Regions from separate parts of the Homo sapiens genome. Here all the other regions are linked to region 1. Evidence: chromatin contacts called from ENCODE Hi-C or POLR2A ChIA-PET data. All regions are on one chromosome and are shown on one strand. Each heading gives the region's core, a stretch centred on a gene start or an enhancer-like site at or near the end of the contact. The rest is flanking DNA. Distances are from core to core; before and after follow the strand shown.

The links. A loop is a pair of places that touch in the nucleus more often than their neighbours do. ChIA-PET counts read pairs that join two places held with the same protein, here RNA polymerase II (POLR2A). Pooled maps may share reads with other maps.
Region 2: a loop to region 1 is called in a pooled map, with 4 times the contacts of the local background. The contact joins the enhancer-like site here to the promoter of MFSD2A in region 1. A Hi-C loop is called at or near these places in 2 of 37 single-sample maps with no recorded cell type and 4 of 50 pooled maps. POLR2A ChIA-PET finds 5 or more read pairs at or near these places in 4 of 52 experiments (GM12878, T-cell, activated B cell and 1 more).
Region 3: a pooled map shows a loop between it and region 1 (2.4-fold over the local background). The contact joins the enhancer-like site here to the promoter of MFSD2A in region 1. A Hi-C loop is called at or near these places in 2 of 50 pooled maps. POLR2A ChIA-PET finds 5 or more read pairs at or near these places in 2 of 52 experiments (WTC11 and activated B cell).
Region 4: a loop to region 1 is called in a pooled map, with 2.8 times the contacts of the local background. The contact joins the enhancer-like site here to the promoter of MFSD2A in region 1. A Hi-C loop is called at or near these places in 1 of 50 pooled maps. POLR2A ChIA-PET finds 5 or more read pairs at or near these places in 3 of 52 experiments (MCF 10A, activated T-cell and naive thymus-derived CD4-positive, alpha-beta T cell).

Annotation. Positions count from the first base shown.
Region 1 is chr1:39,949,395-39,957,166 of GRCh38, forward strand. MFSD2A (MFSD2 lysolipid transporter A, lysophospholipid) reads left to right here and starts at 5,751. Exons shown (of 14, transcript NM_032793.5): 1 at 5,751-5,991; 2 at 7,693-7,772. The coding sequence starts at 5,899. RefSeq lists a silencer at 5,573-5,702.
Region 2 is chr1:39,593,686-39,601,271 of GRCh38, forward strand. No RefSeq gene overlaps it. Among named protein-coding and RNA genes, the nearest start is that of PABPC4, 21 kb to the left of the region's middle. RefSeq lists silencers at 4,064-4,153, 4,904-5,033. Within about 2 kb of position 3,403, at least 2 of the 41 ENCODE cell types and tissues checked have a DNase peak (open chromatin) inside an H3K27ac peak, as active enhancers do; they include GM12878, where a contact is called at or near this core.
Region 3 is chr1:40,336,049-40,343,363 of GRCh38, forward strand. No RefSeq gene overlaps it. Among named protein-coding and RNA genes, the nearest start is that of COL9A2, 22 kb to the left of the region's middle. Within about 2 kb of position 2,808, at least 6 of the 41 ENCODE cell types and tissues checked have a DNase peak (open chromatin) inside an H3K27ac peak, as active enhancers do.
Region 4 is chr1:40,228,751-40,236,427 of GRCh38, forward strand. RLF (RLF zinc finger) reads left to right here. Exons shown (of 8, transcript NM_012421.4): 7 at 2,767-2,908; 8 at 7,042-7,677. Among named protein-coding and RNA genes, the nearest start is that of TMCO2, 15 kb to the right of the region's middle. Within about 2 kb of position 3,826, at least 2 of the 41 ENCODE cell types and tissues checked have a DNase peak (open chromatin) inside an H3K27ac peak, as active enhancers do.

The DNA.
Region 1 (7,772 bases), core at 4,501-7,000:
CAAACTCCTGGGCTCAAGCGATCTGCTTGCCTTGGCCTCCCGAAGTGCTGGGATGACAGGCCTGAACCACAACGTCTGGCTAAATGTTTTCTTTATTCATCTTATTTCTTAATAACCGTTTAAAAATTTCAGTCTTCTTAGGATGAGTCTTTTGACTCTACCTTTTGCCTTTTCTCATTCTCTTGTTAACTAACCTTATGCTTTCATTAGCATCTCTAAGACCCATGAATGGAAGCTGAGACAGCAAATTTGAACTGCTGTTTGATTCTGCAGGAGTAAGCTTACATGGGGTGCCAGTGTAGAAGAGGCTCCTTTAACCACAGCACTTAGCATGACTTGGGTAATGGGCATCTTCAGTGGGTGAATGTCCCTGCCATCATAAAGCCAGTCCCATATGGCTTGCATATGAAGCATATGGGCTGCTTCATCTGGGGTGGTCCCCTTGGCATTTCTAGGTGGAGTTGGACAGTCCCCGCTTCTCAGGGTAAATAGATATTATAGTGGCTTTTATCCAGTCCACTGGATAAAACCAGTCCAAGGCTGGTCATTCCCTCAGAAATACATCTTTTGTGTGTCTGAATCACATATACCCATCTGCCATTGTTCAGTAGTGAGCTGTGGGTCCTGCATCAACCCAAACAGGCTCTTCCACTCCGCAGCAATTAAAACCAAAGATCCTGCTCCTAAACTACTTACTCACAGAATTCATTTTCGTAAAAGTTCCTCAGGAAGCTGATGATAAGGATCTACAAAATGGAATAATTCCTTCACACTATGCCCTCTGGTTTCAATAGTTACTTGGTTTTGCCCTCCTCCCACAGTGATTACTTTCTTGGTAAACACAAGTCTTAGAAGTACTTTCTGTTGTCTCTGCATAATTCTGCCCTGTGGGGGCAGCTTTGAGGCTGGTGGCCTAAATTCAGACTGATTGAGGTCTAAGCTGGTCTAGCACCAAGGTCTCACCCAGCATTCTCTTTTAATTTCACGTTAGCCATTACAGATAATAACCAAGGAACTGAATATTTAGCTTTTTTTTCTTATTAATTTGCATTTCCTTATGCATGTAGTCAATCAACTCCCTGGGAGTTGGAGCCATCTCTAAATTTCCCTGGTATCTTTGACTTTTAGTACCTAATCTAGGTACATACTACGTGTGTCCCTGTGGCTTCATACTATGGGTGAGCACATGGCCACCCAGGAATCAAAGGTTCCTCATCTTTCATCTTTTTGTACTTTCTTTTCCCAAACCACATGTTTCCTTGAGCCTGGATCAGCCCAGAATATCCCACTCCTGACACCAGTTGTTTAGGAAAAACCTCTCAAACTGTGTTTTTCCTCTACTGTCACACCACCATCACCACAATCACCAACATAGAAGAATGATCTGACCACGGGTATGGGTTTTCTTTTTTCCCCCCACACACTAAACAGTGGACACCAGCTGGGTGTCCTCTCATTCAATTCCAACACTACCTACCTGGAGATAGTATCAGATCTCATAGGTGGAGGGCTCAGTTCCCAAGACTGTCTCCTGAACCCTAGACACCAGTCACAACGCCAGGCCTCTGGAACTTCTGACAAGCTGGCTTCAAATTGAGGTTCCCATGATCCCCTCTTTGGGTTGGATTAATTTGCTGGAGTTATTTACAGAAATCAAGGAAACACCCATGTTGACTGGTTTGGGATACTACAAAGGATAAAGATGAAGAGATGCATAAGGTGAGATACGGAGGAAGGCTTGTGGAGCTTCCATGCCTTGGCTGGGACATTACCCTCAGGAAGCTCTGTGTATTCATGCTAGCCAGAAGCTCTCTGAATCCAGTCTTCTCAGAAGTTTTTTTTGGCTGATCTCAGCTCACTGCAACCTCTGCCTCCTGGGTTCTCCTGCCTTGGGCTCCTGACTAGCTGGGACTATAGGCACACACCACCACGCCCAGCTAATTTTTGTATTTTTAGTAGAGATGGGGTTTCACCATGTTGGTCATGGCTGGTCTCGATCTCCTGACCTTGTGATCCGCCTGCCTCGGCCTCCTGAAGTGCCGGGATTATAGGCGTGAGCCACCGCACCCAGCCAATTTTTTTAAAACTTAAAAATTAGACAGGCATGGTGGCACATGCCTGTAGTCCCAGCTACTCAGGAAGCTAAGGCAGGAGGACTGCTTAATATACTAGTCTGTTTTCATACTGCTATAAATAACTGCCTGAGACTGGGTAATTTATAAAGGAAAGAGGTTTAATTGGCTCACAATTCAGCATGGCTGGGGAGGCCTCAAGAAACTCCAATCATGGCAGAAGACAAAGGGAATGCAAGGCATCTTCTTCTTTTTTTTTTTTTATTTGAGACAGTCTCGCTCTGTTGCCCAGGCCGGAGTGCAGTGGTGTGATCTCGGCTCACTGCAACCTCCGCCTCCTGGGTTCAAGTGATACGCCTGCCTCACCCTCCCAAGTAGCTGGGACTGCAAGCGCGCACCACCACACCCAGCTAATTTTTGTATTTTTAGTAGAGACAGGTTTCACCATGTTGACTACCCTGGTCTCAAACTCCTGACCTCAACTGATCCACCTGTCTTGGCCTCCTAAAGTGTTGGGATTATAGGCGTGAGCCACTGCACACAGCTGGCATCTTTTTCACAAAGCAGCAGGAAGGAGAAATGCTGAGCAAAGGGGGAAGAGCCCCTTATATAACCATCAGATCTTGTAACAACTCACTCACTGTCATGAGAACAGCATGGAGGAAACCACTCCCACGATTCAGTCACCTCCACCTGGTCTCTCCCTTGGCATGTGGGGATTGTGGGGGTATGGGGATTATTAGGATATAATTCAAGATGAGATCTGGGTGGGGACACAAAGCCTAATCATATCACTTGAGCTGAGGAATTCAAGGCTGCAGTGAGCTATGATCGTGTGTGCCACTGCACTCCAGCCTGGAGGAGAGAGCAAGACCCTATCTCTAAGAAAATAAAATAAAAATAAATAAAATGAGGGTAATAAAAACAACTCTCTCCAGTGGTGTTGTTGGGACTAAATGAGATATAAAGAAAAAAAAACAGAAGTAAATGAGATAGTATATTTAAAGCACTTATGGGGCACGCTGCCCAGCATACCAGTGGCTGCTTGGTATTTGGGAGCTGTTGTATTGGCGGTGCCGTGATTCAGTTAGTGGTGACAGTGAGTGTCTCTAGTGCTGTGTTATGGGGCTCTGTCCTGACCAACAACATGGCTGGTGGAGTTGAAGTTGCAAGGGACAGCCAGATCTAAATTTAGAGTGAGAGAAAACAGTGAGCCATAGAACCAGCATCCACAACAATTTCGACAGGCTGGAATAAGCAAGATGACATTGTTCTGTTGTGAGCCTCAAGACATTACAGAAAGCAGAGGATCGGGGAGAGACCTGACTTGACCCCAACTCCGGTGAAAAGGATCTGAATGATTTAGTTGACCACAACCTGATGGGAACTAATCATGGGAGAGAAAGGCTCTGAAGCCCAGCAGTCTTAGGCTGCATTAACAATGTGTCGCATCCAGACTGGAAAAAATAATAGGCCTATTGTGCTGGCTTGGTCAGGCCATATCTGGAATCTTGCGTTGCTACACTGACAGACTGGAATCAGGCCAGGAGGGGGACCAGCCCAGCTTCAGCTCCCAGGCACTTGTGCTAAATGCTTCCTGTGCATTTTCTTGTTTCATCCCCAAAACAAATCTATTAGGTAGCTACTATTAATTTTTTTTTTTTTTTGAGACAAGAGTCTTTGTCTGTCACCCAGGCTGGAGTGCAGTGGCACGATCTCGGCTCACTGCAACCTCCGCCTCCTGGGTTCAAGCGATTCTTCTGCCTCAGCCTCCTGAGTACCTGGGACTACAGGTGTGCCCCACCACACCCGGCTTATTTTTGTATTTTTAGTTGAGACAGGGTTTCACCATATTGGCCAGGCTGGTCCGGAACTCCTGACTTCGTGATCCACCCACCTCAGCCTCCCAAAGTGCTGGGATTACAGGCGTGAGCCAGGGTGCCTGGCCAGTAGCTACTATTAATATCACCATTTTACACAGGGAGGTTAACTGAGTTGTTCAGAGTCAGCCGCACAGCTAGTAAATGGAGACACTTAGGGCTTTTCCTAATGGGTTTCTGTGTGCTTGTACCTTAGCAGGGGAAGACTGAACATTCATTCACTGAACACAATAATTCAGGCCCTAAGCTAGTTGGTGGGGACACAGAAGTGAAAAAGATGCGGTTCCTACCTGAGGAGCTCATTGTCAACCGGGGGATACAGATCACTTGTGGTATGGTGTGACTGTGGGAGAGAAGATTTGGGGGCTGCAAGGGAGCTTAGCTAACCAAGCCTGGAGAGGGGAAAAGAGACAGAACAGTGTCACACAGCTTGGAGTAATGGGGCCAGCCATTCCCTTTCCACAGTATTCAGTGCCTCACTTTGGCTCTCTTCTGCTCAGCAATGGCCAAGAGCTGTGTGCCCAGATGGGATCTGCTGGCGTATGAGGGAGCATGGTGTGACCATCCTGGGGCAGATAGACCTTATCTCTCCTCCCTGCAATCAGAGATTTAAAGAAAGGAAGAAGGAGGCTGACATTAAGGAGCACAGGAACCGGGTGGGTAGCCTTTGAGAGTTCCAGCAGCCCCTTCACTAATCAGAGAACTGGAAAGACCGGGGTGACATTGACATAAGGGACTCAGAGGTGGAACTAAAGACTGTTCTTTTCTGGCATCCGTGCCTGCCTTCTGTTCCAAACTAATGCCCTCCCATCTTCTTTTGAGGACCACATTTCTGGGCATTCTCTTTTTCAAAACTTTCCCTGTTTCAACCCTCAGTGCCTCTGGAGCCATGTATCTCCCAGGGCTTCTTGTTGGGAGACACATACACCCCATTCTGCCGTCTGTAATTTATGCTAAGAGGGATAGAGCAGGGCTGTTGAGAGCAACTGCTTTGGTATCGGACAAAACCTTTCAGGCCTGGCTCTGCTACATAACAGTTGCTTCACTTCTCCAAGTTTCCCCTTCCTGTGCTGTAAAATGGGGATAATAATAGTACCACCCTCACTTGGTGGTTTTTGAGGGCCGAAAGAGATCATATTAAGCATGGAGGAAGCTATCCATAAAAAGGCCACTGTTGTCATAGTGTACTAGCGGGCGTAGCCCCGGCTTCTCTCCACGACTTGGGAGCTCCCTTCTGGCAGGGGCAGCCACTGGATTGCCTCATCTTTCTCCCCATTGCCCGGATGCCAAGGGCAGGACGGGGGAATGGTGTGTCTTCGGGGATGAGAGAGAGGCATCAGGAGGGAAAGTGTCAGCGTACGTCCTCTAGGCTTGAAGAAGGAGAGAGGCCCTGACTCCAGATTTTAAAGTGGGCTTCAGAGCCCCTACCTTTCCTAGGCCTGGGGCTCAGAAGTCATGGGTGGTAGGCCCGACTCGGGGAGAGTCGGACCTTGGGGACCTCGGGGACCTCGGGCAGATCGGGGACCCCGGGCAGATCACTTTCAGCCTGGGGCCTCGGTTTCCTCGCGCGTGTCTGGGAGGTCTCGCGGCCTGCTTCTCGGATTGCTAGGAGCCAGCGCAGGCAGATGCCGGTTCCGGGGCTTGGAGAACGTGGCTCGGTGGCACAGAGCCGCCGGGCGAGGCGGGGGCAGGGAGGCGGGCGACGGGATTGGCTGGAGGCGGGGCAGCGGGGCTCGGGGATTGGCCGCAACCGAGAGGGCTGGGCAGAACTATAAGAGGCGCGGAGGGGGCGTGCAGCAGAGTGCGTTCCTCGTCTGCCAGCCGGCTTGGCTAGCGCGCGGCGGCCGTGGCTAAGGCTGCTACGAAGCGAGCTTGGGAGGAGCAGCGGCCTGCGGGGCAGAGGAGCATCCCGTCTACCAGGTCCCAAGCGGCGTGGCCCGCGGGTCATGGCCAAAGGAGAAGGCGCCGAGAGCGGCTCCGCGGCGGGGCTGCTACCCACCAGCATCCTCCAAAGCACTGAACGCCCGGCCCAGGTGAAGGTGAGGGCCCGGCACCCCGCGTGGAGGGCGAGGGGAGGGAGGAGGCGGAAATGGGGGATCAGGGGCGTCCCGGGGTCGGCCTGGTCAGGGGACCATTGGGATAGCCAGGGACAGGAAGCCTACGAGCCAGAGAGGACCTGGGGGTGCCCTGGGACAGGGGGTGACGGAGAAAAGCTGTGGGCGCCCTCGCCCCCCTTTGCTCACCCGCACTCCACGCTCTGCGGAGAGGCTCTGCCGGCAGCCCCATGTGATTCCCCGCTCTGCCTAGCCGGTTTCCATTCTTCCGTGTTGAGCGGCTGGGGCTTGCCGCCCCAAACCCCAGAGATGACCCCAGAAATCTGGGAAACTCCCCTTGGTTCCCCATCTCTCATCCCCTACCTCCCACTCCACCCACCTACTCTTGCGCCTCAACTCTGCTGTTAGGGCCGCTCAAGTTCATTCATAAGAACAAGAGCTCTGCTCTTAAAGGAGCCGCGTCCCTCAGGCATTTGTCTGAATGTGGATGTTCGCGCGGGAACGGTGCTTTGCGCATCGAGACCATCGACCACATCCCCAGCCCTGGGGACTTATTGAAGGACCAAATAAAATGAGGCGGCCCCCTAGGAAAGGATCTCAGGCAATAGATACCTTCGTGGGAGGTGACTGCCTTTTCCTTTTAATTTTATTAACTGATCTTTGGAAGGAGCTGGGTGAGCAATTATGCTGTTACTATGTATGAGTAATATCTACTTTCCCTGGGCAACCCAACCTCCCTAGTGCCCCACCCGGAGAGGGATCAGGCCTGAACCTGGAGGCCTTTCCTCCCGTCTCCAAGGTCCTCTAGGAGCTCAGGGGTGGAGGGCGATGGGTCGGGAAGCTGGAGAGTAGGACAGTTCCTGGGTCCGCCTGAAGCTCTGGCTGCCTATAGTGGTCAGGGATGCTCTGGGATAGGTGGAACAGCTGCGCCTGCAGCCAGCTGGGCCGGGCCCCCGTAGCTCTCTAGAGCTCTCACCAGGAGTAGGCAGGTGGATCCTGTCTCTGAGGCAGGGTGGGAGCCTGGGCTGGGCTCAGGCAGCTCTTGGCAGCAAGCGGATTTTCAGGTTGTGGCAGCTGGTGCCGGGTGGGGACAGGTCGGCTGCTGGAGCATGCTCCCCCTGAAACCTGGAAAGGAGCAGTGCCTGAGGCCTTGGGAGGAGTTCTTTAGGGATGGTGGGCTGATAAGTTTCCTTAGAATCTCCAGGAGGGAGGTGGCTTAGGGGCTACTTTCACACAAGTATGGATTCCCCTTTTCCATGTTCCTAAGAATGGAGAACACCTTTCTTTTGTATAAAGTGGGATCTCGGAGATCGAGACCATGCTGGCTAACATGGTGAAACCCCGTCTCTACTTAAAATACAAAAAATTAGCTGGGTGTGGTAGTGGGTGCCTGTAGTCCCAGCTACTTGGGAGGCTGAGGCAGGAGAATGGCGTGAACCCAGGAGGCGGAGCTTGCAGTGAGCCGAGATGGCACCACTGCACTCCAGCCTGGGCAACAGAGCAAGACTCTGTCTCAAAAAAAAAAAAAAAAAAAAAAAAAAAAAAGGTGGGATCTCCTGGATAGGAACAGGTCAAAGCAGAGTTGTTTGTTCTGGTAGAGCTGGCCAGAGGGATGGTCCTTCCTGTGGAACCTTCTTGGATGGAGGCCAGAACCTTGGGCCTTTCATCTTTTCCTCCTCTTCCCAGAAAGAACCGAAAAAGAAGAAACAACAGTTGTCTGTTTGCAACAAGCTTTGCTATGCACTTGGGGGAGCCCCCTACCAGGT
Region 2 (7,586 bases), core at 2,153-4,652, 360 kb before region 1:
GGACTGCATGAGCCCAGGAATTAGAAGCCGTAGTGAGCTATGAGCACACCACTGCACTCCAGTCTGGGCAACACAGTGAGACCTTGTCTCTAAATAAGTATGTGTGCGTGTGTGTGCGTGTGTATGTATGTTTATATACATATGTATGTATGCATAAATAAACAAATCTAAATCCAGTCCTGCTCAATTGCTTCAGTAACTCTCCATTGCCTTCAGAGTAAACTTTGTTTTTTTTTTTCCTTGAGATGGAGTTTCATTCTTTCACCCAGGCTGGAGTGAAGTGGCGTGATCTTGGCTCACTGCAACCTCTGCCCCCGCCCCCCGAGTTCAAGTGATTCTCCTGCCTCAGGCTCCTGAGTAGCTGGGATTACAGGCGCCCACCACCACGCCAGGGTAATTTTTGTATTTTTATTAGAGATGAGGTTTCGCCATGTTAGTCAGGCTGGTCTTGAACTCCTGACCTCAGGTGATCCACCCGTCTTGGCCTCCCAAAGTGCTAGGATCGCAGGCATGAGCCATCATGCCAGGCCCAGAGTAAACTTTAAATGTCTTAACAAAGGCTTCCAAAACTGTCTTTTCCTTGTCTCTGCTTTCCTCTCCCTCCTTCTCCAATCCATGACTGTGCTTACCACCTTCCAGCATTGCTCCAGTCTTTTTGAAATCTTCAGCTCAGAAATCGCCTGCTCTAGAAAGCCTTCCTTCCCTTCTTTGGGTGGACGTCCTGGAATTGCTTCCTTTCCCCACTGCATGGGGGGTGCCAGGTTGTGTCACTCTTGGTCACCATTGCACCCTGGTATCTAGCTCATGGTGGGCACATTGGCGCATCCCCCTTCCCCAACTCCTTCATCATATACCTTGTGAACTGGAGGAGTACAGGGCAGTTTTGCAGCAGTCTTAAAAGCGGAGAGATTTTGTTGTTTTGCAGGAGATGGAGGAGCAATGGTTTAGAAGCAGCAATGGGGAAGGGCCCTTCCCAGAGGAGGCTGGGAGAGCTGACAGAAGCCCTTAGGGAAGCAATGTCAGAGGGAGTCAAGTCTTCCTGAAGGTAGAAAGCTTGGGAGTGAGGAAGGCTATGAGGGATAGGTCATGAGGGAAAAAAAGCAGTATGGCCCAGTGGTTAAGGGTGTGGACTTTGGGCCATGTAGACTTAGGGGTCATCAATACGTAGGTGATAGAGTGATAGACATCATATAACTTCTGAGCTGGGAGGATCACATGAACCCAGGAATTCACTAGCCTGGACAACATAGTAAGACCCTATCTCTAAAAAAAAAAAAAAAAAAAAAAATTCGCCAGGTGTGGTGGCACACACCTGCAGTCCTACCTACTCGGGAGGCTGAGGTGGGAGGATCATTTGAGCCCAGGAGTTTGAGGCTGCAGTGAACTGTGTTCACACCACTGCACCCCAGTCTGGGTGACAGAGCCAGGCTATATCAAAAGAAAGAAAGAAAGAGAAAGAGAGAGAGAGAAAGAAAGAAATCATATAACTCAGTTCCTGAAACATGCACAGAGTGGCCTGTCTGTGGATGCTGTTGTTGCTGCACTGGAGACCACAGGGCCTGACTGGGTGTGACCCAAAGTCCCGACTGTGGTCAGCCTGACTGGCCCAGGGATCTGGGCTCTCACAGGGGCACTGGACACACCGTCCTGAATCCTGGAGCTGACACTGAGACAGGAGGATCACAGGAGGATCACAGGAGAACCCACTGAACTGGCCTTGAGTCAGCACAAGGACACAAAAGAAAGAAGATTTTGGTTTTGGAGGGCAGGGCTTGTGTGGGCACTGGTGGGAAAGCCCAGCTCCCTTCTCCTCCTGAACACCCAAATCTGATCCCCCAGTGGTTCCTCCCGGATGCCTGCAACAGCCTCCTTCTCCGTCTCCCCTGTAATCCACTCTACACATGGTAGACAGAGTCCTTTTTCAGAAATGTAAGTGAGACCATGTCGCCAGCCTCTCACCCAGCTGAAATCCTGCTAGAGGCTTCCCAAGGCTCTTAAGAAAGGAGCTGGCAAAAGTCTTTTCCAAACTGAGGTGATAAGGTGGACAATTTTAGGTGGATGTGGAAGGACATTTTAAAATTTCACCTGTGAATTAGAAAAATAGAAGTGTTATGTCATTCTTTAATTTCATGAATATTCTTGCTTAGGAGGATATAAAGGGAGCCAATTTAAAGAAAAATATTAAAGAAATGATAGTACAAGAGGAGCCACCATCGATGGTACTAGAACAAGGCTCAGGAAATTAGACCTCTCTTCAGTTTCATCGGGGGCTGTCTGTCCCTCCCTCCCTGGCTCTAGCTACACTGGTCTTGCAGGTCCTTGAAGATGTCACATGCTCATCTGCCAGGAACGTTCTGGAATGCTCTTCCCAATCTCACCCTTGCACTATATTCCCATCTTTTGCTAAAATAATGGCCCTCAGATCGTGGCTCCAGTGTCCCTCCCTGGGAGTCTCGTGATCAGGGGACCCTGCCGTCGTTATCTCATGGTCCTTCTACTTTTTCTTCATAGCACTTACTGCCATTTGTGATGATCTCTTGTGTGTCTGTGATTACATCTATGCCCCCTCTAGAATGTAAGCTTCTCAAAGCTGGACTGTGTCTTGCTCACCCTCTATGCTCAGGGCCCAGCCGGGCCAGGCACGTGCTAAGCACTCATCTGAATGCAGCATGTGCGAACAGATGCATGCACCCAGTTACTCACCCTGGTGGCTCCTGCCTCAGTCCCTGGCATGTTGACACCACTCAGATTGTGGCTGCCCCTGTGGAGTTAGGAATTGCCTCGGCATCAGCCTTCGAACAAGGGGCTCCACGCTGTCATTTTGCACCTGGCCTCACAAATGATGTAGCTGATCCTGAGCAGAAGATTGAGGAAGGTGGAAAGTAAGGACACTGGGGTGGATGACCCCTTTCAGAGCACGCAGAGAAGGCAGGAGACATGGGGTCAGGACAGTCTCTCCCAGCTTGGACCTTGTGCTGGCTTTTCTTTGAGGAGTCATGGAGATTAGATCTAGGACCTCTTCCTGGGCAGGGGAAGGGTCCCAGAAGAGCCATGCGGGTGGGGTCAGAGTTTCTGCCTTGGGTCTCAAAGGGCCTCAAGCCTGCGCCCCCTAGCCATGGCTTGGCCTCTTCCTCCTGGCCTCTCCCCACACTTCAATGTTTGCTTATCCTGGACCCCACAACCCCCTTATGCTATAGGAAGGCATAGGTCCAGAGTATGCATTGTTTTAGTTTAAACATTTAAAATATAGAAAGCTCAGAGGTGAACTTAACTAACGCCCATGTGCTTACCACTCAGAATAAGCAACTGTTAACATTTTTGCTTCAGATTTTTTTTTATATAAAACAAATAGAGCATCATAGACAGAGCTGAAGTTCCCTTTGTTCCTCTGCCCAGTCCAATTCCTCCCCTCCTTTCAATCCCAGGAGCAGTTGTTACTACTAATCTGATGTGTTTCCTTCCAATCTATTTCGATGAGCAAAACAGAATGTGTGTTAATGGAAGCATTATTCCTCACAGCCAAAAAAAAAAAAAAATGGAAACAATCCAAACGTCCATCAACTGATAAATGGATAAACAAAATGTGGCCTATCCATATAATGAAATATTATTAAGCAATAAAAATAAATCAAGTGCCAATCCATGCTAACATGGATCGGCCCTTTTTTTTTTTTTTTTTTTTTTTTGAGACAGGCTCTGGGTCTGTCACCCAGGCTGCAGTGCAGTGGTGCGATCTCTGCTCACTACCACCTCTACCTCCTGGGCTCAAGCCATCCTCCCACCTTAGCCTCGCAAGTAGCTGGGACTACAGGCACGCACCACCACACCTGGCTAATTTTTGTATTTTTTGTAGAGATGAGGTTTTGCCATGTCACCCAGGCAGGTCTCGAACTCCTGGGCTCAAGCAATCTGCCTGCTTAGGCCTCCCAAAGTGCTGGGATTACAGGCGTGAGCCACCACACCCTGTGTGATCAACCTTGAACACATTTTAAGTGACAGAAGCTAGATGCAAAAGGCTACGTATTATATGACTACATTTATACAGAATAGGCAAATCCACAGAGACAGAAGCAGATTAGTGGTTGCCAACGGGGAAGAGCAGAATACAAGTGGCTGATTAACGGGTGTGGGACTCCTTTTTGGGGTGATAAAAATGTTCTAGAATTAGGCAGTGGTGGTGGTTGCAAAACATCTGCAACCACCACTAAGATGGTTTTCCTTTCTTTTTCAAGGTCGTATAATATTCTCCTATGTGAATAAACCACATTTTCTTTATTGTTGCATCATCAATGACCATTTTTGGGTTGCTTCTAAACAACAGAAAAAACACTGAATTATATACTTTAAAATGGTTAAAATGATGACTTCTATGTACTTGAAAAAACACATAACATTGTTTACCCTCTGACCCATTTTAAGTGCAGGTTCAGTAGCCTTAAGTGTATTTAAAGGCTTGTGAAACAGACATCTAGGACTTTTTCTGGCTGCAAAACTGAAACTGTGTATCTACTAAACATGAATTCTCCCTCCCCCACCTCCACACTCAGCAATCACCTTTCCACTTTCTGCTTCTATAATTTTGACTGCTTTAGATTCTTCACATGAGTGTAATCATACAGTATTTGTCCTTTTGTGACTGGCTTATTTCTTTCTTTCTTTTTTTTTTTTTTGAGACAGAGTTTTGCTCTTGTTGCCCAGGCTGGAGTGCAATGGCATGATCTCGGCTCACTGCAAACTCCGTCTCCTGGGTTCAAGCAATTCCTGGGTTCAAGCGATTCTCCTGTCTCAGTCTCCCGAGTAGCTAGGATTACAGGCACCTGCCACTACGTCCAGCTAATTTTTTGTATTTTTAGTAGAGACAGGGTTCCACTATGTTGGCCAGGCTGGTCTCGAACTCCTGACCTCAGGTGATCCACCCACCTCGGCCTCCCAAAGTGCTGGGATTACAGGCGTGAGCCACCGTGCCCCGCCAGATCAACCTTGAAGACATCTTAAGTGACAGAAGCCAGATGCAAAAGGCTACCTATTACATGACTACATTTACACAGAATAGGCAAATCCAGAGACAGAAAGCAGATTAGTGGTTGCCAAGGGGGAAGAGGAGAACACAAGTGGCTGATTAATGGGTGCTGGGCTCCTTTTTGGGTGATAAAAATGTTCCAGAATTAGGCAGTGGTGGTGGTTGCAAAACATCTGCATATACTAAAAACCACTGAGTTGTGTACTTTAAAATGGTTTAAATGATGACTTCTATGTACTTAAAAAAAACACGTAACATTGTTTACCCTCTGACCCATTTTAAGGGCAGGTTCAGTAGCCTTAAGTGTATTTAAAGGCTTGTGAAACAGACATCTAGGACTTTTTCTCGCTGCAAAACTGAAACTGTGTATCTACTAAACATGAATTCTCCCTCCCCCACCTCCACCCTCAGCAACCACCTTTCCACTTTCTGCTTCTGTAATTTTGACTGCTTTAGATTCTTCACATGAGTGTAATCATACAGTGTTTGTCCTTTTGTGACTGGCTTATTTCACTTAGCATAATGTTCTTGAGGTTCATCCATGTTGCAGCATGTGACTGGATTTCCTTTCTTTTTCAAGGTCGTATAATATTCCCCTATGTGAATAAACCACATTTTCTTTATTGTTGCATCATCAATGGCCATTTTTGGGTTGCTTCTACCTCTTGGCTATTGTGAATAATGTTGTAATGAATGTGGGTGTGCAACTATCTCTTTGAGATCCTGCTTTATTTCGGACAAAAACTAAGAAATGATATTTGCTGGATCATATGGTCATTCTATTTTTAATTTTTTGAGGAACCTCCATACCGTTTTCCATAGTGGCTGCACCATTTCCCATTCCCACCAACCCAATGTTCAGAGAATTGGAACCCAGGGCATAAGGGTTCCAATTGCTCTGCATCTTCATTAAGAGTTCTTATTTCCTGTTCTTGTGATAGTGGCCATTTTAATGGGTGTGAAGTGATTTTATTTATTTGGATAATTTTTACACCTGATCTTAGCCCAAAGGCCAAGAAGTTATATCATTTTAATAATTTTACAAACTGTAATTTAAAAATATTTGTCTGTAGACATATTACTGCAACTCGTTTTGTCACATTGTATTTCTACATACAGAACTGGTTCATTTATTTTACTTTATTTTGTGTTTTTTTGAGACGGAGTCTCTGTCACCCAGGCTGGAGTGCAGTGGCGTGATCTCAGCTCACTGCAACCTCTGTCTCTCTGGTTCAAGCGATTCTCCTGCCTCAGCCTCCCAAGTAGCTGAGATTACAGGTGCCCGCCACCACGCCTGGCTAATTTTTGTATTTTTAGTAGAGACGGGGTTTGGCCACATTGGCGAGGCTGCTCTTGAACCTCTGACCTCAGGTGATCCGCACGTCTCTGTCTCCCAACGTGCTGGGATTACAGGCGTGAGCCACCGTGCTCAGCCGGTTGTGTGGTTTTAATTGGCATTGTTTTTCCTTTATTTCTAGTTTTTTTTTTCTTTTCTTTTCCCTTCCTTCTTCCTTTCTTCCTTCTTTCCCTTCCCTCCCTTTTGGTCCTTTCTTGCCTAGTCGTGGACCTTTATTGATTTTTATTATTATTATTTTTTAGATGGAGTCTAGCTCTGTCACCCAGGCTGGAGTGCAGTGGCCTCATATCTGCTCACTGCAACCTATGCCTCCCGCGTTAAAGCGATTCTCCTGCCTCAGCCTTCCGAGTAGCTGGAATTACAGGCGCCTGCCACCACGCCCAGCTAATTTTTGTATTTTTAGTAGAGGCGGGGTTTCACGGTGTTAGCCAGGCTGGTCTCGAACTCCTGACCTCGTGATCCGCCTGCCTCGGCCACCCAAAGTGCTGGGATTACAAGCATGAGCCACGGCGTCTGGCCCGACCTTTTTATATCCACGTGGATCTGGAATCAGTTTGTCTAGTTCCATGAAAAACGCTGGTAAGTTTGTTTTGTTGGAATAGCTTTGGAATTACAGATTTACTTATAGGTTAACTGCCACATTACTATATTGAATATTTATATCCATGAACAAATTAAATATTTCCATTTATTTAGATTTTTCTTAATTTTTTAGAGAAGTTTTGGGTTCACAGCAAATCTGAGTTTCCACACATCCTTTGCCTCCCCGCCAACCAACACACAGCCTCCCCAATATCCATATCCCCTATTTCCCACATCAAAGCGGTGCATTCCTGACCAGAGTGAAGCATTTGTTGCAATTGATGGACCTGCAATGACACATCGTCGTCCAAAGTTTATGGTTTACATTAGGTTTCACTCTTTGTGTTGTACATTTTATGGGTTTTGACAAATGTAAATGACATGTATCCACCATTATAATATAACACAGAATGATTTCACTGCCCTAAAAACCTGTGCTCTGGGCCAGGCGTCGTGGCTTACGCCTGTAATCCCAGCACTTTGGGAGGCCGAAGAGGATGGATCACCTGAAGTCATGTGTCCAGAGTTGGTTCTTGATGGTGGGTTCGTGGTATCGCTGACTTCAGCAATGGAGCTGCAGACCTTCATGGGGTGTATTACAGCTCTTAAAGATGGCACAGACCTGGC
Region 3 (7,315 bases), core at 1,558-4,057, 380 kb after region 1:
TTGTTGAGGACGTTATGTGTCAGGCCTGTAGTGTGAGAAGATAATTAAATGATGTCATCATGAAGGCAGCAGCTAAGAACTACCATTTATTATTATTATTATTATTATTATTATTATTATTATTATTTTCATTATTTGGAACCAAATCTCACTCTGTTGCCCAGGCTGGAGGGCAATGGCACGATCTCAGCTCACTGCAACCTCGGTCTCCTGGGTTCAAGCGATTCTCTGCCTTAGCTTCCCAAGTAGCTGGGACTACAGGCCTGCACCACTACGCCTGGATAATTTTTGTATTTTTAGTAGAGATGGGGTTTCACCATGTTGGCCAGGCTGGTCTTGAACTCCTGATCTCAGGTGATCCACCCGCCTCGGCCTCCCAAAGTGTTGGGATTAGAAGCGTGAGCCACTGCGCCCGGCCGAGAACTACCACTTATTATTAATGGTGATCATTAATTTTTTTTTTTTGAGACGGTGTCTTGCTTTTGTTGCCCAGGCTGGAGTGCAATGGCACGATCTCGGCTCACTGCAACCTCTGCCTCCCGGGTTCAAGCGATTCTCCTGCCTCAGCCTCCCGAGTATCTGGGACTACAGCTGTGTGCCACCAAGCCCAGCTAATTTTTTGTATTTTTAGTAGTGATGGAGTTTCATCCTGTTAGCCAGGATGATCTGGATCCTCTGACCTCGTGATCTGCCTGCCTCGGCCTCCCAAAGTGCTGGGATTACAAGTGTGAACCTCACCCAGCCTATCTTCAGAACTTCTATCAGATTATTTTGAAGGTGTGTGAACATATTTTTATTTGTTTGTTAAACCTTGAAGGTGGATTGGATTTGAGAAATAGCTACTAGTTGTTCAAGACCAAGTTGGGTGAAAGATAATGGGTCAGAAATTATAATCTGGTAGTCCTCAATTTTCTTTGATTTGCTTATAATGTTTTTTGAGATGGAGTCTCACTCTGTTGCCCAGGCTGGAGTGCAGTGGTGTGATCTCGGCTCACTGCAACCTCTGCCTCCTGGGTTCAAGCAATTCTCCTGCCACAGCCTCCAGAGTAGCTGGAATTACAGGCACCCGCCACCATGCCTGGCTAATTTTTTTGTATTTTTCATAGAGACAGGGTTTCACCATGTTGGCCAGGCTGGTCTCGAACTCCTGAACTCAGGTGATCCTCCCGCCTCAGCCTCCCAAAGTTTTGGGATTACAGGCGTGAGCCACCACGCCCAGCAGTGACTGTTAATTTTGTGTACTGATTTTACGTGTCATCTTGACTGGACTAAGGGATATTAGCTGGTAGAACATTATTTCTGGGTGTGCCTTTGAGGGTGTTTCTGGAAGAGTTAACGTTTGAATCAGTAGACTGAGAGCAAAGAAGATCCACCTTCATCTATGTGAGTGGGCAGCATCCAGTCCATTGAGGGCTTGAATAAAAAGGCAGAGGAAGGGTGAATTCTCTCTGTCCTTGAGCTGGGACATCTATTTTCTCCTCCCCTTGGACATCGGAGCTCCTGGTTCTTGAACCGGTTTCCCTCCCCAACCCCACTCTCAGGCCTTCCACTGGGGACTAAATTACGCTACCGGCTTTCCTGGTTCTCAGCTTGCAGACAGTTTATCATTGGACTTCTTGGCCTTTGTAATCGCATGAGCCAACGCCCGTAATAAATTTCCTCTTACGTTATCTATATATATCCTATTGGTTCTGTTTCTCTGGAGAATCCTGACAAATACAACAATAATGCTTATCATTTAAATATTTATATTATCATAATTATTGTGTTTATAACAATATTTATTAAGCACTTGCTATATGACAGATATTGTATCAGTGTGGTACATGCATTTTGTCTTTAACTCCTCACAACCGCTCAACGAGGTAGGTCCCTTGATTATCCTCATTTTATTTATTTATTTATTTTTAATAGAGAAGAGGTCTCACTATGTTGTCCAGGCTGGTCTTGAACTCCTGGGCTCAAGCGATCCTCCCACCTTGGCCTCCCAAAGTGCTGGGATTACAGGCGTGAGCCACTGTGCTGGGCCTATCCTCATTTTATTTACAAGAAGACTGAAGCTTAGAGGTGTGAAGTGATTTCCCCAAGGACACACACCTGTTTTCCCACAGTTTCTAGCTCTGGATAGGTCTCAGTAACATACATTTTCCCCACTTTCCACTACAGCCACAGCATAGGGTTGTGCATTTTAGGATCTGCACAAAAAGGGAGGACAGAGGAGTGGGGCTGAGACCCAGCCTGGAGATGTTTGCCGCAATATTTTATTTTGCTGGTTCTAGCTTTCTTAGAGAACTCTTAGGATCTTCTGTTTGACTTGAGCCCTGGGCTGCTCCAGTTTACACTCCTCAGATCTCTAAATTTATTTATTTATTTATTTATTTTTTGAGACCAGCTCTGACTGTTGCCCAGGCTGGGGTGCAGTGGCGCCATCTCGACTCAGTGCAACCTCTGCCTCGTGGGTTCAAACCTCAGCTCCTGCCTCAGCCTCCTGAGCAGCTGGGATTATAGATGTGCACCACCACGCCCGGCTAATTTTTGTATTTTTAGTAGAGACGGGGTTTCACCCTGTTGGCCAGGCTGATCTCGAACTCCAGGCCTCATGTGATCCACCTGCCTCTGCCTCCCAAAGTGTTGGGATTACCGGCGTGAGCCACGACGCCCGGCCAAATCTCTAATTTCTAACCTTCCAATCTTCCAGTCGTTTCTTCCCACCTCCGATAGGAAGGAGAGGTGGGCTGCAGGGCAGGAAGAAAAGGCCCAGCTCCCTTCCCCACCAGTTGCTCCTTTAGACCGACTCCAGGTGAGCAGTAAATCAGGCTGGCTGGTGCTCTGGCGGCACCTAGTGGTCCTCTGCGGCAGCACACCATGATGACAGCTTGACAAGACGAATTAAAAGCCCCTTTCTCCAGGAGCTGCTAGCGAGATGAAACGGGCATAGAGGCAGATAAAGCACTGTGGGAACCCAGCGAGGGAGCAGTCGTGGTTTCTGGGGAGTTAGAACTTAGAATTTGGATTCAGCTAGACTTGGATCCTGGTTCTACCACATACTGACTGTGACCTTGGGCAAGTCATTTCATCTCTTTAAGCCTCAGTTTCCTCATTTGTGAGATGGGGAGAATAGTGTCTCTTGATGACCATGAAGTACTTAGCACAGTGCCCAGAACGCTTTGGATATTTGTTTTCGGCAGAAGGGAACTTCGTTTTGTTTGTTTGAGATGTAGTTTCGCTCTTTCGCCCAGGCTGGAGTGCAGTGTCGCAATGTCTGCTCACTGCAACCTCTGCCTTCCGGTTTCAAGCGATTCTTCTGCCTCAGCCTCCCAAGTAGCTGGGAATACAGGCGCCCGCCACCACACCCGGTTAATTGGCAGAAGGAACTTTGTAAGAAAGGCAGGGAGTGGGATGAATGTTCAGAAAACAGAGTAGGTGACAGATGATCCCCCTTCCCTGCTAGAGAAGAGCAAACACAGCTGGTCAGTCCCGTGGAGCAAGTTGGGGCAGGGGCTGAGTCTCTTAATTACAGCACAGTGAGACGACCTAGAACCCCTTCCTGGAAACAGCTGCCCATTCTGGGCTGAGCCAGAGTGCTAAACAGGTTTGCTCACCTGGCCTCTGGCTGCCCTCTTATGCCTGGCAGAAAATACCAACCATCAGCTTCCCACAGGTGCTTCTCTCTCCAGCTAGAACAGAGCAACTCCAAACTCCTCAGAATTGCCAATCCTGACCCTGGTTTCATCTGACCTCCCACTTGTTCCATCTGATTCCTTCCCAGTGCTGGTCCAACACTGATAAGCTTTAGTGTCCGCTTACATGAACTACACTCTCCTGGCTTTCCTCCTACCTCTCCAGCTGTTCTTTCTCAGGCCCCTTGCAGATTTCTTTTCTCTGCACACCCTTACTTAGCACTCTACAAGGTCCTGTCCTATCTTCTTATTCTTTATACTCTTCCTGGGCCATCTTATCCATCGGGTTGACTTTAACTGCTGCCTATATGTTTTCCTGAGTCTCAGACCTGCTTATCCAACTGCTTCTCAGATGTTCCACAGGCACCACCAAACTGACATGTCCCAAATGAAATTATCTTCTTGCCCACAAACCTGTTCCTCTTCCTGTGTGGCCTACACAGCCAGTGGTCCCACCCTCTGCCCTATTGCATAAGCCAAAACTATGGATGTCATCCTGGAGAAGAGACTTCCCTCTCTCCTCCCCGAGAAATATTATCGCCTTGTCCCAGTGACTATACCTCATAGGTGTTTAATCCATCCACCTCTCTCCATCCCCACTGCACCTACCTTATTCAGCATACCATCCTCTTTTGCTTGGGGGTATTGCAACTGCCTCTTATTTTAACTCCTTGCTTCCAGTTTTGCTCCATTGTTTTTCCTCTGTGTTCCTTTCTGGAGGCTCAAGGAGATAACTCATTGCCCAGCCTTTCCCACCTTCTAGAGGCTTCCCACATTTCTTGGTTTCCCCTTCCTCCATCTTCAAAACCAACAAAGTTACATCTTACTGACCATACTATAGTAAAATCTCCCTGTGCTTCTCTCTTCTGTCTTCCCCTTCCACTTTTTTTTTTTTTTTTGATGGAGTTTCACTCTTGTTGCCCAGGCTGAAGTACAATGGTGTGATCTCGCCTCACTGCAACCTCCGCCTCCCAGGTTCAAGTGATTCCCCTGCCTCAGCCTCCTGAGTAGCTGGGATTACAGGTGCTTGCCACCACGTCTGGATAATTTTGTATTTTTAGTAGAGACGGGGTTTCACCGTGTTGGCCAAGCTGGTCTTGAACTCCTGACCTCAAGTGATCTGCCTGCGTCAGCCTCCCAAAGTGCTGGGACTACAGGCATGAGCCACCACGCCCGGCCCCCTTTCCACTTTTAAGGACCTTGTGATTATATTGGGCCTATTAGGTAATGTAGGATAATCTCCCTGTCTCATAATCCTTAATTTAATCAATTCTTCAAAGTCCCTTTTTGCCATGTAATGTAACAGATTCACAGGTTCTGGAGGCATCTTTGGTAGATCATTATTCTGCCTACCACAGACCATTCTCTGGCCCCAGTATTCATACCTGTCTCACGAACAAAATGCATTCACCTTATTCCAAGGTCCCTAAAAATCTCAGCCCATTAAAGTATCAACTCAAAGTTCAAAGTCTCATTTAAATCTCATTAGCTCAAGAGTTTCAGATTTATCATGGATATTATCTAAATTAGGTTTTGGATGAGACTCAGCATAATCTATCCTGGGGCAAAGTTTCTCTCCACCTGTGGACGTGTGAAACTAGAAAATAAGCTTCTGCTTCCAAAATACGATACTGGGTCTAGCATAGGATAACACTAATAGACATTCCCATGTAAAAAGAGAGAAAGGAAGAAATAGAGGAGTCACTAGTCCCAAGCAATTTCAAAATTAAGTTAGACAAACTCCATTAGGTTTCAAAGCCTGGAAATAATACTTTGCAGCTCAAAGCTCTGCCCTCTGGGATCACAGCTCTGTCCTCTTAGTCATTCTTCCTTTTTCATGAAAGGTTCAGCACATGGCTGCAGCTGGGTGGTTTTATCAACTTGTTTCCTGCCTGTAGAATTTGGGGGATCTTATAGCCTTCTTTCATTTCATACCCTCTCTATCCTGTACAGTCCAAGCTCAAGTGTTTCTGCTGGTATAAAATTCTCAAGAACCCCGTGGATCTCTCATGTATGTCACTCCATTAGACAAAATGCTCCTTTGCAGATCTTCGCTTGATAAGCCCGTTTCTATTTCTGTCTTCTGTTGAGGTAGCTGAGGGGATATATGAGTCTCACACTTAATCTCTTCAAAAAACCTCTTATGTGACAGAATACTCTGAACTTTTTTTTTTTTTTGACAGTGTCTTGCTCTATTGCCCAGGCTGGAATTCAGTGGTGCAACCACAGTTCACTGCAGCCTTGACTCTCCAGGCTCAAACAATCCTCCCACCTCAGTCTCCCAAATAGCTGAGACTACAGGCAAGCACCACCTACCCAGCTAATTTTTGTTGTTGTTGTTGTTGTTGTTGTTGTTATCTGTAGAAATGAGGTCTCCCTATGTTTCCTCAAGCTGACCTTGAGCTCCTGGGCTCCAGCGATCCTCCCTTCTCAACCTCCTAAAGTGCTGGGATTACAGGCCTGATACTCTGACCTTTTGATCTTTCTGAGGTATTAGCAAAAGGTTGTCCAGCCACGTTCTTGGCTTTTTCTCTAAAGCACACTTTCCTGACAGTGAATTTCATCATTTTAACGTCTTTTGCATCTGAATAGGCTGAGAATTCCCCCAATCATCAAGTTCTGTTTCATTTTTTGTTAAACATTTCTCTCAAATTATCTGTTTCCTCTCACATTTTACTGTAAGCAGCAAGAAGAAACCAGACCACACCCTTCAACACTGCCTGGAAATCTCCTTAGCTAACTACCCAATTTCATTGTTTTTTTGTTGTTGTTGTTTTCTTTTTGAGACAGGGCCCCACTCTGTCACCCAGGTTGGAGTGCAGTGGCACGATCTCGGCTCACTGCAACCTCCACCTCTGGGGTTCAAGCAACTCTCCTGCCTTAGCCTCTCTAGTAGCTGGAACTACAGGTTCCTGCCACCACGCCTAGCTAATTTTGTATTTTTAGTAGAGATGGGGTTTCTCCATGTTGGCCAGGCTAGTCTTGAGCTCCTGACCTCAGGTGATCCACCCGCCTCAGCCTCCCAAAGTGCTGGGATTACAGGCATGAGCCACCTTGCCCGGCCTCAAGTTCATTGTTTATAAATTCTGTGTTTCATATAACTTCAAGGAACTGGATAAGCTTTTTGTCACTATGTACCAAGGATCCTCTTTCCTCCAGTTTCCCCTAACATATTCCCCATTTCTTTCTCAGCCGTCACCCATAGCACCTTTAACAGCCATATTTCTTCCAAGTCCGTTCATGTTCTCTAAATTGGTTGATATTTTCTTGACTCTGCTCATTACTGATTCCAGAGTCCTCACTGTCCAAGCTGTTAGCATTCACATTTCTCCCAGCAGTCTGATCAAGGCCATACAGGCTTTTCCCATCATGCTCCTCAGTGTTTTTCCTGCCTCCTCCCAAAGTTCAGTTCCAAAACCACTTCTACATGTTTAGGTATTTGTTACAGCAGTAACATAATCTGTATTCGTTTTCTGTTACTCCTGTAAGAAATTACCACAAATGTAGTGGCTTAAAACAATACAAATTTCTGGCCAGGAATGGTGGCTCACACCTGTAATCCCGGCACTTTGGGAGGCCAAGGCAGGTGGATCACAAGGTCAAGAGATCGAGACCATCCTGGCCAACATGTTGAA
Region 4 (7,677 bases), core at 2,576-5,075, 280 kb after region 1:
TCTGGGATTATAGGCATGAGCCTCTGTGCCCAGCTTTAGTTAGTGAATTTTATTTTATTTGAGAGAAGATATTACTCTGTCACCCAGGCTGGAGTATACTGGTGAGATCACAGCTTACTGCAGCCTTAAATCCTGGGCTCAATGACCACCCTGCCCGCCCCCCGCTGCCTCTGCCTCCTCAGTAATTGGGACTACAGGTGTGCCACCAAGAGTGGCTAAGCTTTTTTTGTTTGGTTGGTTTTAGGGTCTTACTGCGTTGCTCAGGCTGGTCTTGAACTCCTAGCCTCAAGTAATCCTCTGCTGAGGTTATAGGGATGAACCACCATGCCCAGCCCTGCAGTAAATTTTAGATAGTTGACATCATTTACTCATTTATCGTTATAATCAGGATTTACTGGCTTTGATAATTTTTGTTCTGTTCAAATAGGACAGATTTCACATACATATGACAGATTACAAAAATTTTTATTACTTAACGTGCTTAAATCTGAATAAAGCAATTGTGTGTTTAAAAATGAACAGTTATCCCAGCTTGCCTGGTTGGTGGCTATTTTCACAGCTGGCCTATCTCAATTTTCACTTCTTGTGGTTAGGAAAGTAGCACTAGCCAAATAAAGGCAAATATTTAAAGGCATTTTAAATTAATTATATTGGTTATAGCTCAAATTTGCCATCCTGTTAAGCTTTATTCATTTATCTTTTTTTTTTTTTTTTTTTTTTTTGAGACAGAGTCTTGCTGTGTCACCCAGGCTGGAGCGCAGTGGTGCAATCTCGGCTTACCGCAACCTCCACCTCCCGGGTTCAAGCAATTCTCCTGCCTCAGCCTCCTGAGTAGCTAGGATTACAGGCATGCACCACCACACCCAGCTAATTTTTGTATTTTTAGTAGAGACGGGGTTTCACCATGTTGGCCAGGCTGGTCTCGAACTCCTGACCTTGTGATCCACCTGCCTTGGCCTCCCAAAGTGCTGTGATTACAGCCATGAGACACCACGCCCGGCCAGTCATTTATCTTTTGAGACACCATATATTCATTTCAATCTTTGAAGCGAGTTTTATAACTACTTAAAAATTTCACCTTATGCCGGGCACGGTGGCTCATGCCTGTAATCCCAGAACTCTGGGAGGCCGAGGCAGGCAGATCACCTGAGGTTGGGAGTTAGAGACCAGCCTGACCAACATGGAGAAACCCCATCTCTACTAAAAATACAAAATTATCCAGGCGTGGTGGCACATGCCTGTAATCCCAGCTACTTGGGAGGCTGAGGCAGGAGCATTGCTTAAACCTGGGAGGTGGAGGTTGCGGTGAGCCAAGATGGTGCCATTGCACTCCAGCCTGGGCAACAAGAGCAAAGCTCCGTCTCAAAAAAAAAAAAAAGAAGAAAAGAAAATCACCTTACAAGAGCCCCAGTTCCCTCTTTAGAAATATAAGAAAATAAATTCCGTTAAATATATTTACTTTAAATTACATGTTTTCATTTCTTAAGCTTTGGATTTGTAGCCAACTTTCTGGGAGACAGTCTGTGTTAATAGCAATATAGGATATCAGTGTTTTTAAATTGGCTTATGAAAAAGTACAGATTTTTAAATGAAAATTATTTAATCAGTATCCATTGATTTACTTAAAAGAGCCACATGTATTAAGTGATAGCATTCTTTTTAGTTTAGTGTTTTTTTTGTTTGTTTGTTTTGTTTTTTTGAGATGGAGTCTTGCTCTGTCGCCTAGGCTGGAGTGCAGTGGCGCTATCTCAGCTCACTGCAACCTCCACCTCCCAGGTTCAAGCGATTCTCCTGTTCTCAGCCTCCCAAGTAGCTGGGATTACAGGCATCCACCACCACACTCAGCTAAGTTTTATATTTGTAGTAGAGATGAGGTTTCACCATGTTGGCCAGCCTGGTTTCGAACTCCTGACCTCAAGTGATCTGCCCCCCTTCACCTCCCAAAATGCTAGGATTACAGGCATGAGCCACCCGCCATGCCCGGCCTCTTTTTAGTTTTGCTATTAGAAGTGATAACATTCTTTTTAGTTTCACTATTAGCTTTCCTTGCATTCACATTTTACATTCTCTCATTAGCATTTCTATCCTTGGCATTGTTGAGTTTCTAATGCTTTTTTGCGTGAGTGTTTTACCCATTAAATGTTTTTGTTTAATTTATTATTTTCAAGCTTTCCTTTTGTTTCCATAATGAATCTTTGTGAGATTCCTGTATTTTAGCCATTTCCAAAAAGTGCCATTTTACTTATTTCACTGGAAGTATTTAACCATTCCAAACTACAGGCTCTAAGTAGCATCCTGACATTTTAGATCTGGAAAGGGCCCTTTAAGATCACTGTATAGAAGTGTACCATTAGAGTGTCTTTGTTGTATATATATTTCGTTGTTAATTTAGTGATGGCTGATTATTTCTGCCCATTAGGACAGGGCTTAATTCAATCAGTATATTAATCACCAGTGTGAAGGATAAAACCTTTTAGAACAACATGGGATCTAAATAAGTTTTTTTTAAATGCCACTGTTAAGGAGGTAGTGTTTTGTTTTTATTTTTCCCCCTAAACACAAGAGAGAAGTCAGGGAATTGTTACGGAGGATTCTTAACAATTTTATCAGTTTGGGAGAAAGCAGTGGTGAATATAGACAGCTTTTAATCTAGTTTTTGTTTTCTCTACTGTCAGCTTTCTACAGATCAAAAAATTGGGTTGCCGGGGGCAGGGCAGCAAATACCAGTTACTTTAAATGTTTTACCATGATCTTCTTTTTTTATAGGGAACTGACTCTTTTTTGGAGTAAACTGCAAAGAAGAATTGACCCTTCTTTAGATACTTTTTTGGAGCGCTGTCGTCAGTTTGGTGTCATAGCTAAAACGCAGCAGCATTTATTTTGCCTCATTAGAGTTATACAAACTGAAGTGAGTACTTTATGCCTTCTCTGCTAACTGTAGCTGGAGGAAAGAAATGAGTGGGAAGATAACTTCTCAGGAAATTCCCTTTAAAGGAAGATAAGAAATAATGAGTTTTAATAAGATTAATGGAATTGACCACATCTGACTGTTTCTCCAGATTGACTTCCTATAATTAATCAGAAACAAATTGATGGTCAAACAAGTTAGGTGATATTTATTTCTAATTACTGTGAATGAAGTTGTGTCTCCTGTCACGTTAAGAACATTTTAAGAGGCCAGGCACGGTGGCTCAAGCCTGTAATCCCAGCACTTTGGGAGGCCAAGGCGGGTGGATTACTTGAGCTCAGGAGTTCGAGACCAGCCTGGCCAACCTGGTGAAACCCCGTCTCTACTAAAAATACAAAAATTAGCCGGGCATGGTGGCGGGCGCCTGTAATCCCAGCTACTTTGGAGGCTGAGGCAGGAGAATCGCTTGAACAGGGAAGGCGGAGGTTGTGGTGAGCCAAGATTGCACTGCTGCACTCCAGCCTAGGTGACAGAGTGAGACTTGGTCTTTTTTTTTTTAAAAAAAAAAAAAAGAACATTTCAAGGTAACTATAGAACTTGCCTGTTTAAACAATTACTTTATAATTGGCCATTAGAACATTTTGTTTTGTTTAAATCTTTAATAAAGGTACTAATTTTCTATTGTTGAATAACATCACAAAAATTAATACTTAAAACAATGTCCGTTTTTATCAGTTCAGTTTTGTAAATCAGAAATCCAGCACAATGTGGCAGGATTCTCTTCTAAGATTATCATATTGGCTAAAATGTAGTTTGCCAGGCTAAGTTCTATCAGAGGCTCTGTGGAAAATCCACTTCAAAGCTTATTCTTATCGACAGGTTTCAGTTCCTGTGGTTGTAGGACTAAGGTTTCTGTTTTCTGGCTGGCTGCCAATCAGGGTCTGTTCTCAGGTGCTAGAAGCTACACTCAGTCTTTACCTCTGTTTTCAAGCAGCAAGGGTGCAACAAGTTGGTGCTTGAAACCTGACATCCTCCATCTCTGACTTTAGTTTTCAGTTTTTGGTTGAGACAGGTCTCGCTCTGTCACCCAGGCTGTAGTGCAGTGGTGCGATCATAGCTCATTACAGCTTCAAACTCCTTGGCTCAAGCAATCCTCCCGTCTCAGCCTCCAGAGTAGCTGAGATTGCAGGCGTGTGCCACTATACCTGGCTTTTTCTTTTTTGGCGGGGAGCAGTGGTAGATACAGGGTCTTGCTTTGTTGCCCAGACTGGTTCTGAACTCCTGGCCTCAAGCAATTCTCCCACCTCAGCCTTCCAAAGTGCTGGGATTATAGGTGTAAGCTGCCCCACCTGCTTGAACTTGGGAGGCAGAGGTGGCAGTGAGCCGAGATCACACCATTGCACTCCAGCCTGGGCGACAGAGTGAGACTCTGTCTCAAAAAAAAAAAAAAAAGCAAAGATTGAATGACTTGGCTATATCCTATGTGCGCTTGCAACAGTATGCCAAGTCACTCTTGATCCCTCACCTTCCTAGTTTAAGACCCACCAATTTCTTCAAAATTCAGCTCCACATTGCATATCCTGATTCACATTTATTCACTACTCCTTTCAGTAACTTTTTGGCATATCTGTTCAGAATATATAATAGTATTTCTGGTTACTTTTCTTTGAAAAATGTTGTTAGTGATTTTTCAAATGTTACCATCCCAGCCAGATTAGGCTGTTTAAGAAAGAATGGCCATTCTTTGCTGTCCACCTCACAGTCTTCCAAAAGGAGTTAGTAACTTGTTGAGAAACTGAATTATTTTAAAATTTAGCTGACTTTCCCCAAGTCCTCTCTGCTCTTACTTACAAATGATAAACTTCTATCACATCATCCTAATAAGTCAAGAGACCCATGGTCTAGTCCTGTGGAGCCACTAAAGCAACATGGCCTGTTTTACTTGGACTACATTCCAAATGAGAGGGAGAAACTTCTATATTCTTTAGGCCACTACTGTTGTGGGAAGTCTGCCACTCACAACAGAACCAGATCCTAGCTGATACAGGCTAGGTAATGCCTCTCTTTCAAAAAAGCTAGAGTCTCAGCTCGTCTGAAAGGTAGGGAGTTATCTCAATTGATTGTTCACAGTCAGTTACAGACTGAACTCTGTTCTACTCTTTCCCCCTTCTCACTATTACACTTGACTAGTTTTAAAGAAAAAAAAGTTGGAGTCTCAGTTTGCAAGGGATTCTACACTCACTCACTCCCTTTTCACCTACCAGTCCACATCTCTTCTACTCTTCAGGCCAAATATCTTCTTTTTTTTGAGACGGAGTCTCACTCTGTTGCCCAGGCTGGCATGCAGTGGCGTGATCTCAGCTCACTGCAACCTCCGCTTCCCAGGTTCAAGGGATTCTGATGCCTCAGCCTCCCAAGTAGCTGGGGCTTTGGGCCTGCATCACCATGCCTGGCTAATTTTTTGTATTTTTATTAGAAATGGGGTTTTGCCATGTTGGCCCTGCTGGTCTTAAACTCCATGCCTCAAGTGATGTGCCTGCCTCGGCCTCCCAAAGTGCTGGGATTACAGGTGTGAGCCACTGTGCCCGGCCTAAATGCTTTTAAGTCCTTGCTCCTCTGCTCACTAGTTAGTGACATTGGGCAACTTAACGTTCTGAGTGTTGGGGGTTTTTTGTCTATAAAATGAGGATAATACGTGCAAAAAAGTTTATTTCAAATAAGTGCCTAGGCTGTAGTAGGGGTTCTGTAAATCAATGACAGTGATTTCTTTGTGTTCCCAGCATTTAGAATGAATGATGCCCAACACAGAATTAAATGCCTGGCAAATTGTTTACTGATTTAAACAGTGGAATTTACTCCATTATTTTACATTGTATTCTGTTAAATAGTTACAATGTGCCAGCGTTATTATTTCATCTTTATAACCTTAGGAGGAAAATCTGTTATTAACATTACTGTTATCATTTTACCAATAAGGAAACTGAAGTTTAGAGGTTGAGAACTTGTCACTTGTTGTGAAGCTGGGGTTCAAAGGCAGTCAAAGTCTGATTCTAAAGTCTCTGCTCATAGCAGTGCGTTTTAAGCCACTCTGACATATCTTGCTTTTCTTTGCTCATGTCATTTTTGTATTTTATTTCAGCCTCTCAGATAAAAAGAGTTATCTTGTATGTACCAAGCTTTTATCACATATGACCAGGTCTTCCTAATTTTAAACTAGTTTCTGAGAACCTGCTGCCATAGCAAGATTTCTGATTTCTGTTTTTTCCCTGGAAAGCTGAGATTCAGTACACCTGTGACGGTGACTATAAATTACCAGATTCTTTCAGGAGGAAATGGAAAGGATCATTTATTTTATCTTTGAAGTTTTGAAAAATCCAAGTGTTCATGATAGAGAGAATTTTTTTTTTTTTTTTTTTTTTTGAGACGGAGTTTTGCTCTTGTTGCCCAGGCTGGAGTGCAATGGTGTGATCTTGGCTAAACTGCAACCTCCACCTCCTGGGTTCAAGCGATTCTGCTGCCTCAGCCTCCGAGTAGCTGGGATTACAGGCATGCACCACCACACCTGGCTAATTTTGTATTTTTAGTAGAGACGGGGTTTCTCCGTGTTGGTCAGGCTGGTCTCAAACTCAGGTGATACACCTGCCTCGGCCTCCCAAAGTGCTGGGATTACAGGCGTGAGCCACCGTGCCCAGCCAAAGAGAATTTCTTAAATTGAATTTAATCTTAGACTCACATCTATACCTGTGTTTCCTGTTGCTGCCATTTTAAACCCTGCCCCTCTACTCAACATCATTCTATTTTGAATCCTCCAGTGACCTTTTTTATCCTGAATTTCTTTGGATTCACATGCATTTATTGTTTATGCATTCGGGGTACAGATAAATTCCTTGGAAGTAAGGAACTGCTTTAATACACAGTGCCTAGTAAATGTACATTGTTCGTAGTTGTAGCATCTAATTTAGTTCTTTGCATGTTGAGACAAGAAATATCTAAATGTAACTTTCATGAAGAAAGATTTAAGATAAAATTTAGGAACTCTAAAAGTTTTTACAAGCTAAAATTCCTTATCAGTGAAAGTTATATAATCTTTCTGTATGCAAAAAAATAATTTTTTTATCCTCTTTTACTTACAGGCACAAGATGCTGGTCTTGGGGTGTCAATTTTACTGTGTGTCAGAGCTCTTCAACTCAGATCAAGTGAAGATGAGGAAATGAAGGCATCAGTTTGTAAAACAATTGCCTGTCTTTTACCAGAAGATTTAGAAGTTAGACGAGCCTGTCAGCTTACAGAATTCTTAATTGAACCCAGTTTGGATGGATTTAATATGTTAGAAGAACTATATTTGCAACCAGATCAAAAATTTGATGAAGAAAATGCACCGGTTCCAAATTCTCTTCGATGTGAGCTCTTACTAGCTTTAAAAGCCCACTGGCCTTTTGATCCTGAGTTTTGGGACTGGAAAACTTTAAAACGACACTGCCACCAACTTTTAGGACAAGAAGCCTCAGATTCTGATGATGATTTAAGTGGCTATGAAATGTCCATTAATGACACAGATGTTTTAGAGTCATTTCTCAGTGACTATGATGAGGGTAAAGAAGATAAACAATATAGAAGAAGAGATTTGACAGATCAGCATAAGGAGAAAAGAGACAAAAAACCTATTGGCTCTTCTGAAAGATATCAGAGGTGGCTTCAGTACAAGTTTTTCTGTTTGTTATGTAAGCGGGAATGTATAGAGGCTAGAATTCTTCATCATTCTAAGATG